Linked DNA regions of Homo sapiens: regions 1 and 2 are each linked to region 3. The links are chromatin contacts, found by Hi-C or POLR2A ChIA-PET in ENCODE. All regions are on one chromosome and are shown on one strand. Each heading gives the region's core, a stretch centred on a gene start or an enhancer-like site at or near the end of the contact. The rest is flanking DNA. Distances are from core to core; before and after follow the strand shown. Region 1 has its middle 12 kb from the start of LINC00174. Region 2 overlaps LINC00174 (long intergenic non-protein coding RNA 174). Region 3 holds the start of LINC03011 (long intergenic non-protein coding RNA 3011).

Region 1 (4,330 bases), core at 1-2,500, 80 kb after region 3:
CAGCCCCGCAAGTAGTGCGGACTACAAGCCCGCGCCACCATGCCCAGCTAATTTTTTGTATTTTTGTAGAGACAGGGTTTCACCATGTTGCCCAAGCTAGTCTGGAACTCCTCAGCTCAAGCGATCCGCCCACCTCAGCCTCCCAAAGTGCTGGAATTAAGGGCCCCTGAGCCACGGGGCCGGCCCAATTACTTTACTCAGTTTGAGCATTAGCACTGGAAGAAAAGCTGTCACTTGCATATATATTTTTTTAAAGACATGATCTCACTCTGTCCTGTCACCCAGGCTGGTGTGCAGTGGCGTAATGTCGGCTTACTGTAACCTTAACCTCCCGGGCTCAAGCAATTCTTTTTTTTTTCTTTTTGAGACGGAGTCTCGCTCTGTCGCCCAGGCTGGAGTGCAGTGGAGCGATCTCGACTCACTGCAACCTCCGTCTCCCGGGTTCAAGCAATTCTCTGCCTCAGCCTCCCTAGTAGCTGGGATTATCGGTGCCCGCCACCACGCCCGGCTAATTGTTGCATTTTTAGTAGAGACGGGGTTTCACCATCCTGGTCAGGATGATCTTGTACTCCTGACCTCGTGATCCACCTCCCTTGGCCTCCCAAAGTGCTGGGATTACAGACGTGAGCCACCACGCCTGGCCCGATCGCTTTTATTTTTAATAAGATGTTTTCTTCGTTTCCTAGCCCCTTCTACCACCCTACAAATTTCCAAAGATTTTAATGTTGCTGCAACAGCCATCAGATGTCAAGCTAGGGGGTGCAGCTCCCTAATGCGGGGCAGCCTCAGAGGGGGCCAACCCTGCCCAGTATGAGCGGCGCTGGGCGGCAGGGGACGCTGCTGTGGTCCCCGGTACCTGGCTGGGTTAGGTGTTGGGGGCCGCACCTACACAGCCTCAGGTGAGGCGAGTGCGTGGCAAGGACTGCAGCTGGCTCTAGCGGGCTTGTGCTGTCCATTGAGGAGCTTCTGCGCCACCTTGTGCTTGTGCCCGCTGGGCGCCAGCAGGTTGGTGCGCAGCGCGTGCTCCAGTAGCGTCAAGCCCTTGCTGCGCCCAACGCGCAGGTAGTAGTAATCCAGGCAGTGGTAAAGCTCCCCTTGTAGCTTATTGTTGCCTGCCGCCGGGTCCGAGCCTGCAGAAGCTGACAGCTGCCTGTGGCCACCCGCCTGCGCATGCGCGCTTCTGGAAGACCCAGGCCCCCCTCCCCCGCAGCCCCGCCTCGAGTTCCGATTGGGCGCACCTCTGGTGACGTCACGGGGACGGGCGTTCGCCGAAGGCGCGTGTCTTCGGCGATGTCACAGCACCGGGCCTTCCGCGACGTCACAGTGACGGTACAGTGCCTGGAGCTAGGCTGTTTTCTCCTTAGAGTGGAGCTTGGTAACCGCGACCTCCCTGCCAGGTCCTTTGTGTTGCTGTCTGGAGATGGGTAGTTGACAAACTCCGACCCAGCACTGTTTCTGTGGGTCAAAACTAGAAAACTATGTCTGGATGCGGCCGAGGCGGAAGGATCCCTTCAGGCCAGGAGTTAAAGAGCAGCCTCAGCAACGTGGCGCGACCCAGTCTCAGTAGTTTCACCTCAACTTCCCAGCTCCTTGAACCCCAAGGTTCAAGGCTGCCATGAGCTGTGATCCCATCACAGCACTCCGTCCTGCGAGACTGAGGTAAACCATGTCTAAAAAAATAAAAAAATAAACTATCCAACTGTGCAACAGGGAGGGACTGCTTAAAGAAAACATGAGGCTGGCTGGACTCTATAATCCCAGCACTTTGGGAGGCCGAGGGGGAGGATGGCTTGGTCTAAGGAGTTCGAGACTGCCCTGGGCAACGTGACGCAACCCCGTCTGTAGAAAAGTTTCAAAAATTAGCCAGGCGTGGTGCACGCTTGGTGTATTTTTTTCCCCCCCGAGACGGAGTCTCGCTTTTTCGCCTAGGCTGGAGTGCAGTGGCGCGATCTCGGCTCATTGCAAGCTCCGCCTCCCGGGTTCATGCCATTCTCCTGCTTCAGCCTCCCCAGTAGCTCGGACTACAGGAGCCCGCCACCAAGCCCAGATAATTTTTTTGTATTTTTAGTAGAGTCGGGGTTTCACCGTGGTAGCCAGGATGGTCTTGATTTTCTGACCTCATGATCTGCCCGCCTCGGCCTCCCAAAGTGCTGGGATTACAGGCGTGAGCCACGGCGCCCGGCCTGTTGCATCTAGTTTTACTCAAGCAAAGGCTGTGGACTTCCTTAGTTTACACTGATGTATTCTAGTTTGCATCTGAAGTGTACTCTGAGGATGCTGACTTCCAGATAGCCATTTTTGGGTCAAGGGAAGTTAAAGTCTCCTGAGTATAGTAGCCATACCACCTAGAGAGCTTCCTTTTAGTTTGCTTAAAAAATGTATTTTACCTTAGTTTTCTTACATTAGGTGGGCAAAATAAGAAAGAGCAGAAGGCCAGGCGTGGTGGCTCATGCCTGTAATCCCAGCACTTTGGGTTTCTGAGTCAGGCGGATCACCTGAGTTCAGGAGTTCGAGACCAGCCTGGCCAACATGGTGAAACCCCATCTCTACTAAAAATACAAAAATCAGCCGGGTATGGTGGCATGTACCTGCAATCTCCACTACTTGGGAGTTTGAGGCATCAGAACTGCTTGACCTCAGTAGGCGGAGGTTGCAGTGAGCCGAGATTGCACCACTGCACTCCAGCCTGGGGGATAGAGCAAGACTCTGTCTCCAAAAAAAGAAAAGAAAAGTTTAGGGACACTCAGCAAAACTATAAGGCCTAGAATTGGAAACTGGGAATTACTCTGTTCGTAGATAATTTCTTTTCAAGATGGGCTAGTGGAGTTTCTGAGCAGCAGCTATGTTCTCCTTTCACATCTTCAGGTTTTATGAGGTTACCTTTCCCCCTCTGAGTGATCAGATCTGCCTCACAGTCACTCATGGGAGCCCTTGATCTCGACAAAATAGACCTTGAGTAGCTGAGTTCAAATAACTGAGGTGGCAAGAGGGGATCGGCTTCTTGGTTCGTGTATATATATATATTTTGTTTTGTTTTGTTTTAATGAAAGAGAGAAGCAGTCTCAAGGTCAGGATAACTCACCCTGATGTTCTCACTTTTCAGGGATTGTGCTGCATTCTGACTTAGATTCTGCCATCAAAAACAGAATGCCCTGATCCTTAGAGGCAGAGGCAGCTCTTCAGCCTATGGGGTAAGTAACCAGGGAATGGAGTTCTCACCAATTCTTATTTTCTATGCTAAAAGTTTTACTTTAAGATTTGGGCCTGGCTGGGTGCCGTGGCTCATGCCTGTAATCCCAGCACTTTGGGAGGCTGAGGTGGGAGGTCAGGAGATCACGAGGTCAGGAGATCGAGACCATCCTGGCTAACATGGTGAAACCCTGTCTCTACTAAAAATACAAAAAATTAGCCGGGCGTGGTGGCGGCAGCCTGTAGTCCCAGCTTCTCCGGAGGCTGATGCAGGAAAATGGCGTGAACCCAGGAGGCGGAGCTTGCAGTGAGCCGAGATCGCGCCACTGCACTCCAGCCTGGGCAACAAAGCAAGACTCCGTCTCAAAAAAAATATATATTTGGGCCTGCTTCTTTTTTGTGTGTGTGTAATGGAGTTTCACTCCTGTTGCCCAGGCTGTAGTGCACTGGTACTATCTCAGCTCACTGTAACCTCCACCTTCTGGGTTCGAGGGATTCTTATACCTCATACCTCAGCCTCCTGAGTAGCTGGGATTATAGGCATCCACCACCATGCTCAGCTAATTTTTGTATTTCATAGTAGAGACAGGGTTTTACCATGTTGGCCAGGCTGAAACGCCTTACCTCATGTGATCTGCCCACCTTGGCCTCCCAGAGTGCTGGGATTACAGGCGTGAGCCACCGTGCCCAGCCTAAACTGCCCAATTTTAAGGGGACAATTGGGAAAACAATTGTTTAAAAAGGCAATGAAGGCGTTGCCATGACTGTGGTTAGCAGTGTGAAGATCCTAGAAAACCTGCGTGAACTCCTGGGGGCTCATAGTCTACTGCCTGGTCAAGAGCTTTAGAAAACTTGGATGTACATGTTAGGACACCAGGTTCTGAAAGCTCTCAGGGTTGTATAAACTTCTATATTAAGTTCCATGATGCTCGATGGGTAGTCCCACATTTAGACACGCTATTGCTATTGCTGCTTCTTTCCTTATCATGAAAAGAGAAGATGCAGATAATACCTGAAGCAGGAAGACAAAGGGGAGATACTGAACTTGTCATCTAACTTTGGGTGCCCCTCATGCTTCGTGTTTCCCATTGAGCCTCATTTATCAGTGACACAGGGAATGGTCCCTTTGCTCTCCACTTTC
Region 2 (3,917 bases), core at 1,178-3,677, 110 kb after region 3:
GCTGACTGCATCCTCAACCTCTCAGGCTCAAGCAGTCCTCCCACCTCAGCCTCCCAGGTGGCTGAGACTGTACGTGCTTGCCACAATGCCCAACTAATAATTTGGACTTTTCCTATACATGGGTTCCAAAGGGCTGACTGCGAAACGTGAGTATGCATGGATTTTGGTATATGCAGAGATGGGGGGCTGGAACGAATCCTTTCTGTATACTGACGGACGACCATATATGTTTTTACACTTATGCTGTACGACACATATTGTTCCATAGCCTTGAAAATAGTAATTTTTAATGACAAATAATTTTGAATTTAGTGGTATAATATAAAAGCAGCTGACCAGGTGTGGTGGCTCACACCGGTAATCACAACACTTTGGGAGGTTGAAGCAGGAGGATGGCTCAAGGCCAAGAGTTTGAGACAGGTCTCAGAAATCAAGGGAATCACCATCCCTACAGAAATATACATGAATTAGCCTAGTGTGGTGGCATGTTCTTGTAGTCCCAGCTACTTGGGAGGCTGAGGTGGGAGGATCACTTGAGCCCAGGGAGGCTTAGACTGCAGTGAGTCATGATCAGGCCTCTGCACTCCAGCCTGAGTGACAGAGTGACCCCATCTCAAAACAACAAAAAAGTAGCAGCTAACATTAACTGTCCTTCTACCAGGTGCCTATAAATACCATAGATAGTTTAATTTCTTTTTTTTTTTTTTTTTTTGAGACGGAGTCTCGCTCTGTCACCCAGGCTGGAGTGCAGTGGCGCAGTCTCGGCTCACTGCAAGCTCCGCCTCCCGGGTTCACGCCATTCTCCTGCCTCAGCCTCTCCGAGTAGCTGGGACTACAGGCGCCCGCCACCACGCCCGGCTAATTTTTTTTTATTTTTAGTAGGGACGGGGTTTCACCGTGGTCTCGATCTCCTGACCTCGTGATCCACCCGCCTCGGCCTCCCAAAGTGCTGGGATTACAAGCGTGAGCCACCGCGCCCGGCCAGATAGTTTAATTTCTTATAACTGTTTCTTATTTCACTTAACCACTCTGTCTTCAGTTACTACCAGATTTTCACTGTGTTTGTGCAGATGACCTTTTGTTTAGGTTCAGTTGTCTTGCAAGGTATTTCCAGAAGAAAGATTACAGTGAGTCATGGTGAATGGACATTCTCATTGTCCTTGATGTAAATTGACAAGGTTTTGGGTGCCTCGCAGGTATAATCCCAGCACTTTGGGAGGCCAAGGCAGGAGGATTGCTTGACCCCAGGATTTGGAGGAGACAGTAGGGTGAGACAGTGTCTCTATTATTAAAAAAATTGCTGGTCAGGTGTGGTGGCTCACGCCTGTAATCCCAACACTTTGGGAGGCTGAGGTGGGTGGATCACCTGAGTTCTGGCTTGCGATAACCAGCCTGACCAACATGGAGAAACCCTGTCTCTACTAAAAATACAAAATTAGCTGGGTGTGGTGGCACACACATGTGATCCCAGCTACTCAGAGGCTGAGGCAGGAGAATCACTTGAACCCAGGAGGTGGAGGTTGTGGTGAGCCGACATCGCACCATTGCACTCCAGCCTGGGCAACAAGAGTGAAACTCCATCTCAAAAAAAAATAAATAAATAAATAAACAATTGGAAGCTTTACCGTGAAAGGCTTACATACAATTTAAACACCCCTCATTGTATAAGAAAGTGCCCATTTCACTGCATCTTTGCCAGCACAGGGTATTATAATTTAATAAGTTATTTTTTGTTTTATGATTTTATTATTACTTTATTTGTCACATTTCAACATCTTATACATTATTAGCCCTATTTCTTTTCTGTGTGTAAATAGTTGTTTTGTTCTTTGAGACAGGGTCTTGCTTTGTCACCCAGGCTTGACTATAGTGCCATAATCATGACTCACTGTAGCCTTGACCTCACAGGCTCAAACTACCCTCCTACTTCAGCTTCCCGAGTAGCTGGGATTATGAGTATGCACCACCACACGCAGCTAATTTTTTTCTTTTTTTGGATAGAGACAGGGTGTTGCCCAGGCTGGTCTCTACCTCCTGGCCTCAAGCAATCCTCCTGCATTGGCTTCTTAAATTACTGGCATGAGCCACCATGCCTTACTTTGGCTAGTCCTATATTCTCTAGAATTCTCTTTACTTTGTGCTAGCCAATCTCTCATGCTGTTCCCCTGTTATAATGAATAATTATCTATATTAAATTTTAGCACTTTGGGCTTTTGAGTGGTTTATGTCTCCTGATTGGACCCTGACTAATACAGAGTTGATGCTGGGAAGGGTCCCAGGAGACAGACCCACACAGATGGGATTTGGGGATCAGTTTGGTTATCTTAGGGGCCGTGCTGAGCTCCTTGCAATGGGAAATGGGATGCTGTTGATTTCCAGGAAGTGACCTCACAATGACTCAAGCTACCACTTAGTGTTGATTGTGATGAAATGCCAGCTGTGGCATATGCCTTGGGAGCTAAGTGGCTGCTGCACTTGACCACTATGAAGACTGGTGTGGAAGGGTCCTTCTGGATGTACTTGGGCAGGGTCCCCAACGCCAGAGCCATGGAACTGTAAGGAGCCACACAGCCGGAGGTGAATGGTGTTGAATGAGGGAAGCTTCATCTGTGTTTACAGCCACTCCCCATTGCTCACATTCCTGCCTGAGCTCTGCCTTCTCTCAGATCAGCAGCAGCATTAGATTCTCATAGGAGCATGCACCCCATTGTGAACCATGCATGTGAGGGATCTACGTTGCGCTGTCCCTATGAGAATCTAATGCCTGATGCTCTGTCACTTTCTCCAATATTATCTTCAAGTGAGCCACTCCTGGCCCAATTCCTGTCTCCCGTTGGCCTATAGAGGCCAAGCCTCTGCCTCATGATGGCCTCTGCAGGTCAAGCTCCTCCTCCTGGTTCCGTCTACAGGCCCAACACTTCCCTCAAATAAACTCTTCTGCCCAGCTCCTGTCCAGCTCACGGCAGCCACTGTCGGCATGAAAATTCCTCAATTCAAGCTCTCTAGGCCCACCTTCTGCCTCCCACTGGCCTGGACACGCCCAGCTCCAACCTGACAATGGTCTCTACAGGCCCAGCTCATCGGGCTCTGAGGGACCTCTCCAGGCCAAGCTCTTACCTCACGGAGGCTTCTCCAGGTCGTTTCTCCCTGTCTTCAGGCAGTGGTGACAGGTCAGCTCCTCCTCCACAGTGGCCTCGTTTGGGCAGGTCCTGCCTCTTGCAGCCTCTCAAAGCCCAGCTCCTGCCTCTGAGTGGCTTCTGCGCACCCAAATGTCCTCCAGTCAGCCTGTCCTGGCTGAGCTCCTGCGACCTGGCTGAGCTCCTGCCTCCTGTCGGCCTCTATAAACCCAGCCTCTGCTGTATGGTGGCTTCTTCAGGCCCAGCTCTTCCTCCTGGCGGTGTATACAGGTCCAACTCCTGCTTCCCAATGGACTCTTTAGGCCAGGCTCATGCCTTACGGCAGCCTTTCCTGGCCCAGCTTTTGCCTGTTGGCATACCCTCCAGGCCCACAATGTACTCAGATCAGCCACTCCATTCCCAGCTCTTCTTCCTGGCTGTGTCTACAGGCCCAACTGCTGCCTCACAACACCCTCTTTTGGCCCAGCTCCTGCCCAGCACCTGGTGGCCTCTATATGCCCCAGACTTCTTAAAGTCAACTTTGCTAGGCCCACCTTTGGCCTCCCAGCGGCTTTGACAGGACCAGCTCTTGCCTCATGGCAGCTTCCCAACGCCAGGTTTCTGCCTGCATTGTGGCATCCTTGATGGACCCAACTCTTGCTTTATGCCGGCCTTCCCACACCAAGTTTCTGCCTGCCTCATGGCAGGATCCGATAGGCCCAGCTCCTGCCTCTAATGGCCTGGTTAGGCTCATCTCATCCCTCAAGGTGGCCACCCCAGATGAAGCTCCTGCCTTTTGGC
Region 3 (4,039 bases), core at 355-2,854:
AACACAGATCAGTTACTTTCTCTTTTTTCTTTTTTTGACACAGTGTCTCACTCTGTCGACCAGGCTGGAGTGCAGTGGCGAGATCACCGCTCACTGCAGCCTCCACCTCCTGGGCTCAAGCGATCCTCCCGCCTCAGCCCCGCAAGCAGAGGGGACTACAAGCCCGTGCCACCATGCCCAGCTAATTTTTTGTGTGTGTGTGTGATGGAGTCTCGCTCTGTGGCCCAGGCTGGAGTGCAGTGGAGCGATCTCCGCTCACTGCAAGCTCCGCCTCCCGGGTTCACACCACTCTCCTGCCTCAGCCTCCTGAGTAGCTGGGACTACAGGCGCCCACCACGACGCCCAGATAATTTTTTGTATTTTTGTAGAGACCGAATTTCACCATGTTGCCCAAGCTAGTCTGGAACGCCTGAGCTCAAGGGATCCGCCCACCTAGGCCTCCCAAAGTGCTGGGATTACGGGTGTGAGCCACTGGGCCGGCCCAATAACTTTCTTCAGTCTGAGCATGAGCACTGGAAGAAAAGCTCTCACTTGCATATATTTTTTTTTTAGAGACAGGGTCTCCCTCTGTCACCCAGGCTGAAGTGCAGTGGTGTAATCTCGGCTCACAGTAACCTCAACCTCCCGGGCTCCATCGCATATATATATATATATATACACACACATATATATAGTTTTTTATTTTTTAGACGGAGTCTTGGTCTGTCGCCCAGGCTAGAGTGCAGTGGCACGATCTCGGCTAACTGCAGCCTCTGCCTCCCGGGTTCAAGCAATTGTCTGCCTCTGCCTCAACCTCCCGAATAGCTGGTATTACATGTGCCCGCCACCACGCCCGGCTAATTTTTGCATTTTTAGTAGAGACGGGATTCACCATGCTGGCCAGGATGGTCTTGAATTCCCGACCTCGTGATCCACCTGTCTCGGCCTCCCAAAGTGCTGGGATTACAGGCGTGAGCCACCGCGCCCGGCCCGATCGCTTATATTTTTAAAAAGATGTTTTCTTGGTTTCCTAGCCCCTCGTACCCCCTACAAAGTTCCAAAGGCTTTGATGTTGTTGCAACGGCCATCAGAGGTCAAGCCGAGGGGTGCAGCTCCCTAATGCGGTGCAGCCTCAGACGGGGCCGATCCTGCCCAGGATGAGCGGCGCCAGGGGTGGGGGACGCTGCCGGCGTCCCCGGGACCTGGCTGGGGGAGGAGTTGGGGGGCGCACCTACACAGGCTCAGGTGACGCGAGTGTGCGGCAAGGGCTGTAGCCGGAGCTAGCGGACTTGTGGCCACTGAGGAGCTTCTGCCTGAACGTGCCCTCCAGGCGACAGCCGCTTGGTGCGCAGCGCCTGCTCGCTAAGCGTCAGGCCCTTGCTGCGCCCTACGCCGCAGGCTGGGAAGTAGCGCAGGCAGTAGTAGTACAGGCAGCGGTAAAGCTCCTCCTTGTAGCTTATTGGTGTCGGCGGCCTGGTCTGGGCCTGCGGACCCTAACCCACCGCCTGCTGACACTGACCGGCAGTCTGTGGCCATGCGTCTGCGCATGCGCTCTCCTGGAATACCCAGCCGCTGCGCCTCGAGTTCCGATTGGTTCTACAGAAGGGGCGGGCCTGTGAGATATCACAGGGGCGCGCCTCAGCTGACGTCACAGGCGCGGGCCTTCCGGCGTCGTAATAGCGCCGGCCTTCGGCGACGTCACAGTGGCGCTACAGTGCCTGGAGCTGCGCTGGTTTTTCCTCGGAGTGGAGCCTGGTAACCGCGACTTCCCCGCCATGTTCTGTGTGTTGCTGGCTGGAGAAGGGTGGTTGACAAACTCCGACCCAGCACAGTGTTTCTGTGGGTCAAAACTAGAAAACTATGTCCAGGCTCGGCCGAGGCGGAAGGATCCGTTCAGGCCAGGAGTTAAAGAGCTGCCTGGGCAACATGGCGCGACCCCATCTCTGTAGTCCCACCTCAGCTTCCCAGATACTTGAACCCCAAGGTTCAAGGCTGCAATGAGCTATGATCCCATCACAGCACTCCATCCTGCGAGACGGAGGTAAACCTTGTCTAAAAAAATAAACTATCCAAGTGTACAACAGGGAGGGACTGCTTAAAGAAAACATGATAATTGTATGTTCAAATACTTTTAACAAGTGCAAAATGTATAGGCTGAAATAAATAGGGCTGGCCGGGCACGTTGGCTCACGCCTGTAAATTCCAACATTTTGTGTGCTCGAGGCATTCCGATCAGTAGACATGGGTGAAACCCCATGTCTACTAAAAATATAAAAATTAGGCCAGGAACTTTGCATCGTTTTAGGGGGCTCGCATCTCCCTAAGGGCCCGGTAATTGAACCCCTTGGACCTGAGGGTGAGAAACCTTGGCTCAGTTCTTCCCAGGGTGATCAGCCCAGGGGTAAGCGAGGAGAGACCAGAAAACAGGACCCATGAGAAGGTCCCCCTCCTGGAGTTTGAGGCCCATTCCTTCTTGTCCCTGCGTCTCCTCTTTCCAGGACTCCTCCCTGCTCTGCCCCACTCCTGGGAGTGGGGTCATGGCCATGGGGGGCTGCTTTTGGGTACAGGCCCCAGCGGCAACCCTGGGCCCAAAGTGGGCAGGCTCACCTGGAGGGGATCAGAGTCACATGGCAAGACGCAAGGGGAAAAGCCGCGCTGGAACCGCACCTCTCTGCCCCCTGATGTCAGTGGGTGCACTCTTCCCTCACCTCACTCAGGCAGCGGCTTGAGTTCCATGGGAGCACTGTCCTGCTCCCTCTGCTGCCTCTTTTTAGTCTTGGGGCTACTATAACACTTTCCCTTCCCCAGCCCTGCCAACCTGGTGGGACATTGGGCTTCCCTCTTCCTGGGGACAGGCGGGTCCTGGGGACAAGCCTGTCCTGTATCATACCTGCAGCGAGACTCTTTTTTTCTCCAGGACCTGCGGAGCAGCCAGGCTTCATGAGTTAAATGCAGATCTGAACCATACCCAGTTGGGATTGGGGTACACACTCTACTCCTCTGAAAACTAGCTAGGGGTTCGAACTTGGTGAGAGGGAGAGTGGGACAGAGCCAGACCAGACAAGGACTGATCACCTGGAAAAACCTGCCATCAAAGACCTTGACGAGTGCTGGGGGCGGTGGCTCATGCCTGTAATCCCAACACTTTGGGAGGCTGAGACAGGTGGATCACTTGAGGCCAGGAGTTCGAGTCCCGCCTGGGCAACATGGCAAAACCCTGTCTCTACTAAAAATACAAAAATTAGCTAGGTATGCTATGCTCCTGTAATCCCAGCTACTCGGGAGGTTGAGGCAGGAGAATCGTTTGAACTGGGGAGGTAGAGGTTGCAGTGAGCTGAGATTGTGTCACTGCCCTCCAGCCTGGGTGACAGAGTGAGACTCCGTCTCAAAAAAAAAAAAAAAACCCACCTGAAGAAGGTTTCCAGTTCTGCCAGCAGTCCCCCATCCAACCCCCAGAAGCAGACATTCCTTTGCTGTGGGCCATGGACAGGCAGAAGGAAGCGCCTCCTCATGGCAGAGGCCTACCCAGGAGAAACCCAAGGGAAGGCACTGCCTGGCCAGCCCCTCTGCCAAAGCCATTTTCTTTTTTCCTTTTTTTTTTTTTTTTTTTTTGAGACACAGTTTCACTCTGTCTCCCAGACTGGAGTGCAGTGGCATGATCTTGGCTCACTTCAACCTTCACCCCCTCCCCCGCCCCCTGCCGGGTTCAAGTGATTCCCATGTTTCAGCTTCCTGAGTAGCTGAGATTGCAGGCATGCGCCACCACACCTGTCTAATTTTTGTAGAGACGGGGTTTCACCATGTTGGCCAGGCTGGTCTGGAACTCCTGACTTGAAGTAATCTGCCCACCTCGGCTTCCCAAAGTGCTGGGATTACAGGCGTGAGCCACTGCGCCTGGCCCCTTCAGGTGGGTATTGAGGCTTCACTACAATACTAGTTCCCCGTTGCTGCCGCAATAAATTACCACACACTTAGTGGCTTAAAACAGCATAGAGGTATTCCTTTACATTTCTGAAGGCCAGAATTCTAAAGTCAGTCCCACTGAGTCAAGGTGGGAGCA

The links. A loop is a pair of places that touch in the nucleus more often than their neighbours do. ChIA-PET counts read pairs that join two places held with the same protein, here RNA polymerase II (POLR2A). Pooled maps may share reads with other maps.
Region 1: a map of CD8-positive, alpha-beta T cell shows a loop between it and region 3 (12-fold over the local background). The contact joins the enhancer-like site here to the promoter of LINC03011 in region 3. A Hi-C loop is called at or near these places in 19 of 168 maps with a recorded cell type or tissue (B cell, CD4-positive, alpha-beta T cell, CD4-positive, alpha-beta memory T cell and 12 more), 16 of 37 single-sample maps with no recorded cell type and 29 of 50 pooled maps. POLR2A ChIA-PET finds 5 or more read pairs at or near these places in 24 of 52 experiments (A549, CD4-positive, alpha-beta T cell, CD4-positive, alpha-beta memory T cell and 16 more).
Region 2: a map of K562 shows a loop between it and region 3 (3-fold over the local background). The contact joins the enhancer-like site here to the promoter of LINC03011 in region 3. A Hi-C loop is called at or near these places in 1 of 168 maps with a recorded cell type or tissue (K562). POLR2A ChIA-PET finds 5 or more read pairs at or near these places in 2 of 52 experiments (HepG2 and OCI-LY7).

What each region holds. Positions count from the first base shown.
Region 1 is chr7:66,410,476-66,414,805 of GRCh38, reverse strand. No RefSeq gene overlaps it. Among named protein-coding and RNA genes, the nearest start is that of LINC00174, 12 kb to the right of the region's middle. Within about 2 kb of position 1,250, at least 16 of the 41 ENCODE cell types and tissues checked have a DNase peak (open chromatin) inside an H3K27ac peak, as active enhancers do; they include CD8-positive, alpha-beta T cell, adrenal gland, dorsolateral prefrontal cortex and 1 more, where a contact is called at or near this core.
Region 2 is chr7:66,378,466-66,382,382 of GRCh38, reverse strand. LINC00174 (long intergenic non-protein coding RNA 174) reads left to right here. Exons shown (of 5, transcript NR_026873.1): 4 at 1-146; 5 at 2,380-3,917. Among named protein-coding and RNA genes, the nearest start is that of LINC00174, 20 kb to the left of the region's middle. Within about 2 kb of position 2,427, at least 2 of the 41 ENCODE cell types and tissues checked have a DNase peak (open chromatin) inside an H3K27ac peak, as active enhancers do.
Region 3 is chr7:66,491,197-66,495,235 of GRCh38, reverse strand. LINC03011 (long intergenic non-protein coding RNA 3011) reads right to left here and starts at 1,604. Exons shown (of 2, transcript NR_134573.1): 1 at 1,499-1,604. RefSeq lists enhancers at 1,706-1,915, 3,410-4,015.